Regions from separate parts of the Homo sapiens genome. Here region 2 is linked to region 1. The links are chromatin loops, found by intact Hi-C in ENCODE. Cell type or tissue: IMR-90. All regions are shown on one strand. Links, peaks and the distances in the headings refer to the core of each region. The heading gives the core; the rest is flanking DNA. Region 1 has its middle 28 kb from the start of EPB41L4B. Region 2 overlaps TMEM245 (transmembrane protein 245).

What was found. Peaks named below come from ENCODE experiments on the same cell type or tissue, not always from the same donor. Only the 100,000 strongest peaks of a DNase experiment are listed, where the experiment ranks them.
Region 2: a loop joins it to region 1, with 23 times the contacts of the local background. A loop is called at or near these places in 1 of 110 quality-filtered maps.

What each region holds. Positions count from the first base shown.
Region 1 is chr9:109,348,029-109,350,949 of GRCh38, reverse strand. No RefSeq gene overlaps it. Among named protein-coding and RNA genes, the nearest start is that of EPB41L4B, 28 kb to the right of the region's middle. In IMR-90, for the core only: no CTCF peak of the experiment used is centred there; a DNase peak (open chromatin) is centred at 1,389.
Region 2 is chr9:109,034,689-109,037,609 of GRCh38, reverse strand. TMEM245 (transmembrane protein 245) reads left to right here. Exons shown (of 18, transcript NM_032012.4): 16 at 1,230-1,404. Among named protein-coding and RNA genes, the nearest start is that of MIR32, 10 kb to the left of the region's middle. RefSeq lists an enhancer at 613-1,812. In IMR-90, for the core only: no CTCF peak of the experiment used is centred there; a DNase peak (open chromatin) is centred at 1,399; H3K27ac peaks cover 1,704 bases.

The sequences.
Region 1 (2,921 bases), core at 205-2,704:
ATCACTTGAGTCTGGGAGTTCAAGACCAGCCTGGGCAACACAGCGAGACCCCGTCTCTACACATTTTTTTAAAATTTTAAAATGTAACAGATGGACTTAGGAGCAAAATGAAAGTAACCAAGGAAAGAGTAAGTAAACTTGAAAATAGTGCTATAGAAATTATATAACATGAAGAAAAAGATAAACGTTTTTTAAAAAAGGAACAGAGTCTATCAATCTGACTCTACCAGACTATTAGATAATATCATCATAATAAGTCTATCATATATGTAATTATAATATCAACATACATGTCTAACACATTTGTAATTGGAATCCCAAAAAGAAAATAAAGATAATTGAGCAGGAAAAAAAATTGAAAAAATAATGACTGAAATATTCCTAAATTTGATTTAAAACATGAATTTACAAAGCTGGGCATGGTGGCCCATGTCTACAGTCCCAACTATTCAGGAGGTTGAAGTGGGAGGATCTCTTGAGGCCAGGAATTCAAGGCTGCAGTGAGCTATGATCACGCCTGTGAGAATCCACTGCACTCCAGCCTGAGCAACATAGTAAGATTCTGTCCCAAAAAAATAAATAAATGAAAACAGGCATTTACGGAGTCATAATTAATACACTCCCCTTGCTCACTGTTACCACAGCTTTACCCATGGGGCAGAGATATTATAGTTAGTGCTCACCAGGTACCTATGAGCTTCCCTGGATTTCTCAGCCTCTGCTGAAGTTAGCTTCGGCCGACTATGTGGTCAGTTCTACCCAATGGACTATGAGCAGGAGTGATGGGTGCTACTTCTGGGTCAAGGCAGTTAATAGCCAATGTACTTCCTCCATCTCTCCTTAGCCCACTGTGACAGCACTGTGTTCCATATGGTGTGGTTATACGAAGGAAGAAATCCTCCTAACCTATACTGGACTTTGCATTGGCCAAAAAAAACCAAAAAACAAAAACAAAAAACAAAACAAAAAAAAACCTTTTTTTGTGAAAAGCCACTGAGACTTGGGGATAGGGGTTTTCTGTTGCAGCACCTGCCATTAATTACACTACTATACCCATTCAATTATAGGTCTGTGTTGCTAATCTCTTTCATTAGAATACGATCTATTTGAGGTCACTGGCAGGTGTTCATCTAATAACTCCAGCACCAGTCCCTGTAGAGCCTGGAATATGAAGTGTGCTTATTAAATGTGTGTTGAATGAATTACAAGTGAATGAATCATTCTGCCTGATGTTTCAAGACCTCAAGTAAACACTTACTAGAAACCCAAGGAATTCAAAAATTTCTAGAGCTGGAATTTGAACCCAGAATCTTCTAACTCCAAGCCAAGGGCTTTTTGCACATTATCATTGTGGATAAATGATGGGAACTGTGAATCACCTCCAATGTGTGGCAATTCAGCAGACAGGCAGCCTGTGTGTAGCTTTCTAGGACAATTATTCTGGAAAGTCATTTCTGGGAAAGGGCCCAAGAATCTACACACAGCAGAGGAGAAAGACTTCTTTAAACATTGACTGCTGCTGTTGATCTGGTCTTGAAGCTCTGAAAGCAACACAAGTCAGAATCCTCCTTGGGGACAGAAGAGCATCTGTCTTTTCAAAAATTTAGACATTCCTGTTAAACAATTTCTTGGGAATTAACAAGGAGGAAATTGAGCAGGGAAATTCTTAAAATCCCACAATTAGGCTCGAAAAGTCAATGCGAGTTCAGGGTGGGGAAACATTTTGTGAGAGCTTATGTGAATGTCTGAATTGACTGAAAACTCAGGAATAATACAGATAAATTACTTTGCTATCATCAGTGAGAGGAGTCTACTGCATGCCAGGTACAGAACTATATATATATTATCCTTTCTTGCTCCTTTTAATAAAGTGGTAAAGTATGTAATTCTGTTCCCACTTGGCAGGTAAAGGAAATGGGTTCAGGTGGGGCATGGTGGCCGACACCTGTAATCCCAGAGCTTTGGCAGGTGGAGGCAGGAGGATCGCTTGAGGCCAGGAGTTTGAGACCAGCCTGGGCAACATAGAAAGACCCCATCTCTATAAAAAATTTTTTTCTAATTAGGAAAAAAAAAAAAAAAGAAAATGGATTCAGAGTAGTTGTGAAACTTGCTAAAGATTACACAACTAGGAAATGGTTGCTATAAGATTCAAACTCAGGTGTCTTGGACTCCAGAGCCCATGCTCTAGGCTTTTAAATCTGGCCAATGCTGTGGCCAATGCAATTCTTTTATTTGAAAGTCTCAGAAACCCAGGAACTGGTTTAGACAATGGGACTTTATTGGTTCGCAGAATCCAAGAAGGACTGAATGACAATCCACTGGAAAGGCCATGCTATCCTGAGCTTTTGGAGCAACTGCCACCAGATGCCTGAATGCTGCAGCAGTCCCTCTTCACCCATTTCTCTGCTCCTCTCATCCACACCTTGCTCAGCTCCTACCAGGAAAGAGGGTTTGATTTGCTTCCTTCCAGTTTCAGAACTCCCCAGGCAGACATTTAATTGCACAGCTTTGGTCAGATGCCTCTTCTATAGAAATCCATCTGGCTGGGATCATGGGTCATCTAAAAACAAGTCCTCTCCCTGTTTTGTTTTGTTTTGTTTTGTTTTTGAGACAGGGTCTCGTTCCGTCACCCAGGCTGGAGTGCAGTAGCACCAACACAGCTCTCAGCAGCCTCGACCTACTGGGCTCAAGCAATCCTCCTTCCTCAGCCTCCTAAGTAGCTGGGACCACAGGTGCATGCCAACATTCCCAGCTAATTAAAAAAAAAATTGTACAGACAGGGTCTCACCGTGTTGCCCAGGCTGGTCTCCAATTCCTGGGCTCAAGCAACCCTCCCGCCTTAGCCTCCCAAAGTGCTGGGATTTCAGGCATGAACGACCTTGTACGGCCTGGAACAGGATCAGTGTTTAAAAAACCAAAAT
Region 2 (2,921 bases), core at 107-2,606, 310 kb after region 1:
TGGCTGGAGCAGGAGGAAGAGAGGGGAGAGGTGCTACCACAGTTTTAAACAACCAGATCTCACGATAACTCATTCATTCACTATCATGAGAACAGCACCTAGGGGTGAAATCCACCCGCCATGATCCAGTCACCTCTCACCAGGTTTTACCTCCAACATTGGGGATTACAATTTGACATGGGATTTTGGTGGGGACACAGATCCAAACCCGTATCAGTTGCCCTACATGTTTGTTCAATGAATGAATGTTCTAGCACTTAGCATAACACCTAGGACATAATTGGCTCTCAGTAACGTTTGAATTGAACTGATTGGCAGGGAGCAACTTGTTGTCAAAATAGCTTTGTCCATGAGGGATTACATCCCAGGGCAAGATGAATGCTTCTGAGGGCACATAAGCTGCCTCCATACCTCTTAAGATCTGTTGTGGTGCTTCTTCTACTTTTCCTTCCTTTATTTCTATGGCTGCTTGTTTTCCTAAATATCTCTGCCTTCCACATTTGCCTCTACCACATCCCCCCCTTTCCCTATTTGTCTGTGCTTCCTTCTACATTGTCAAGTTCATTCACGTTCTTCTCTACTGTGATGTCCACAAACCTACCCTCTGACCTGCAAGCACCCTGTGAGGCGGGATGGTAGACTTGTCATATAGATGAGAGACCAGTTTTCCAAGGTCATGTACCTGGCTTCTGGTAGGACCAGAACTAGAAACTACATTTGCTTTACTCTTAACTTGGAGAGAAGCCAGATGGAGGAAGAGTGCTTGAACATACTGCTCTGGAAGGGAATGACCTTGAAGCAGGGTCCTTCAACTCAGGATTTTTTCTGTTTATTTTTATTATGCTGAGGTTTAGAAACTAATTTCTGATTGGGCTTTGGACTCAGTACAAGTTTTGACACATGTTCTGTAGGTGTATTTATAGGACCGTATATTAACTATTGATTGATAGTAGCAACTACAGAACCCTTGAATTTTATTGCTTAAGAAGAGATCCATAAATAAGACACACACTTAGAAAGATTTTTAGTATCACATTTTAAGATATTGAGCCTTTACTTAGCTAGAAAATTCAGTTAGATAGGGCATATCATTTCCCTAATATTTGAGTTTGTGAGTATTTAACTTGTTTTGTTGGAAGTTGTTGAGGAGGAGCTACTGCTTAGATTCTTTTGCTTTGTTAGTGTTTTGCTGATGATGTTAAGTTGTTTTTCTTTTACTCTTTTTTCAGCATTAGCAGCAATCCTTGGAGCAGTGCCATTCCTGGGGACATACTGGGCAGCAGTACCTGCAGTTCTTGACCTGTGGCTGACACAAGGGTTAGGATGCAAGGCCATTTTACTGTTGATTTTTCATCTCTTGCCAACATACTTTGTAGATACTGCAATCTACTCTGACATATCAGGGTAAGTAAGCCACAGAATTTCTTATTAGTGAATCATCCAGGCATTTCCGTTTTTTTTTTTTTAAAGGAGGATTTTTTTCTCCTGGGGGTATACAAAAGAACTGGTAGTAGGAATTTTCAGTGAAATAGCCTTTTGTGTTCCCACAAATGAAATTTTCATTGAAAATAGTATTGTTTACAAGGCATGATATTTTGGGGTTTTTTTTTTTTTTTTTGGTTGTTGTTGCCCCAGAGTTCCAGAGCAACTTTTTTTTTTTTTTTTTTTTGAGACAATATCTCTTTCACTCAGACTGCTAGAGTGCAGGGTGCAGTCATGGCTCATGGCAGCCTTGAACCTTGAACTCCTAGGCTCAAGCAGTCCTCCTGCCTTGAACTTCCCAAGGCACTAGGATTACGGGAATGAACCACCATGCCCAGCCAATATTTTCTTATTACATATGTAATATTTATAATATATATGATGTCCTGGGTTAAAACCAAATTGTGAATAATTTTCTCTTGATTTAGTGACATTTAACCTAGAAAAGAATTATGACCAGATGTACATCAAATATTTTAAGTACAGTGAACAGTTAATGATTATTTTTATCTCTTCTTTGGTTTTGGAGAAAATGTTGTTAGATTGTATGTCTGAGGATATCCATGTGAAACCAAATCTCAGCAAGTTAATTTCTGGCAAGCAGAGCTCTCTAAAGATATAATTGGAATGGTTCTATGATAAATACAGGTTAAATCTAAGTCAGAATCAACACTTTAGCCATATAATACAATAAATAAATGTCTGTTTTTATAGGTTTTGACATCTCTTTTAGAAATTGCATTAAGTATATCAAGCCAGTTCTCAGTCACATTAAAACTTGAGAGAGAAAATTAAAAAGCTGAACATCATAGTGTGGTTAACTAGTGTGTCACAGTTGACATTTGAGCAGGAATAAGTATGATTAATACTTAAGTGCTTTTATTTCTTTAAACTTTGCTGTAAATTTTATATTAAGGTTTACAGCTGGAATTAAAGAAACACTGTCTTTTTTTTTTTTTTTTTTTTTTTTTGAGACAGAGTCTCCCTCTATCACCCAGGCTGGAGTGCAGTGGTGCAATCTCGCCTCACTGCAACCTTCGCCTCCCAGGTTCAAGCCATTCTCCTGCCTCAGCCTCCTGAGTAGCTGGGATTACAGGCGTGCACCACCACACCCGGCTAATTTTTGTATTTTTACTAGAGATGGGATTTCACCATGTTGATCAGGCTGATCTTGAACTCCTGACCTCAAGTGATCCGCCTGCCTTGGCCTCCCAAACTGCTGGGATTACAGGCATGAGCCACGATGCCCGGCCTAAAATACTGTCTTTAAACGTTGTTATTGGGAAATGAAAGGTTTGGCATAAATTGTTTTATTTTTTAATAGGTTAAGCTTTTATTCATAAACTCCCACACGTTTTTATTTTTTTTAAAAAAAGCTTTAAGGCTGAGCATAGTGGCTCAAGCCTGTAATCCTACCACTTTGAGAGGCCGAGGTGGGT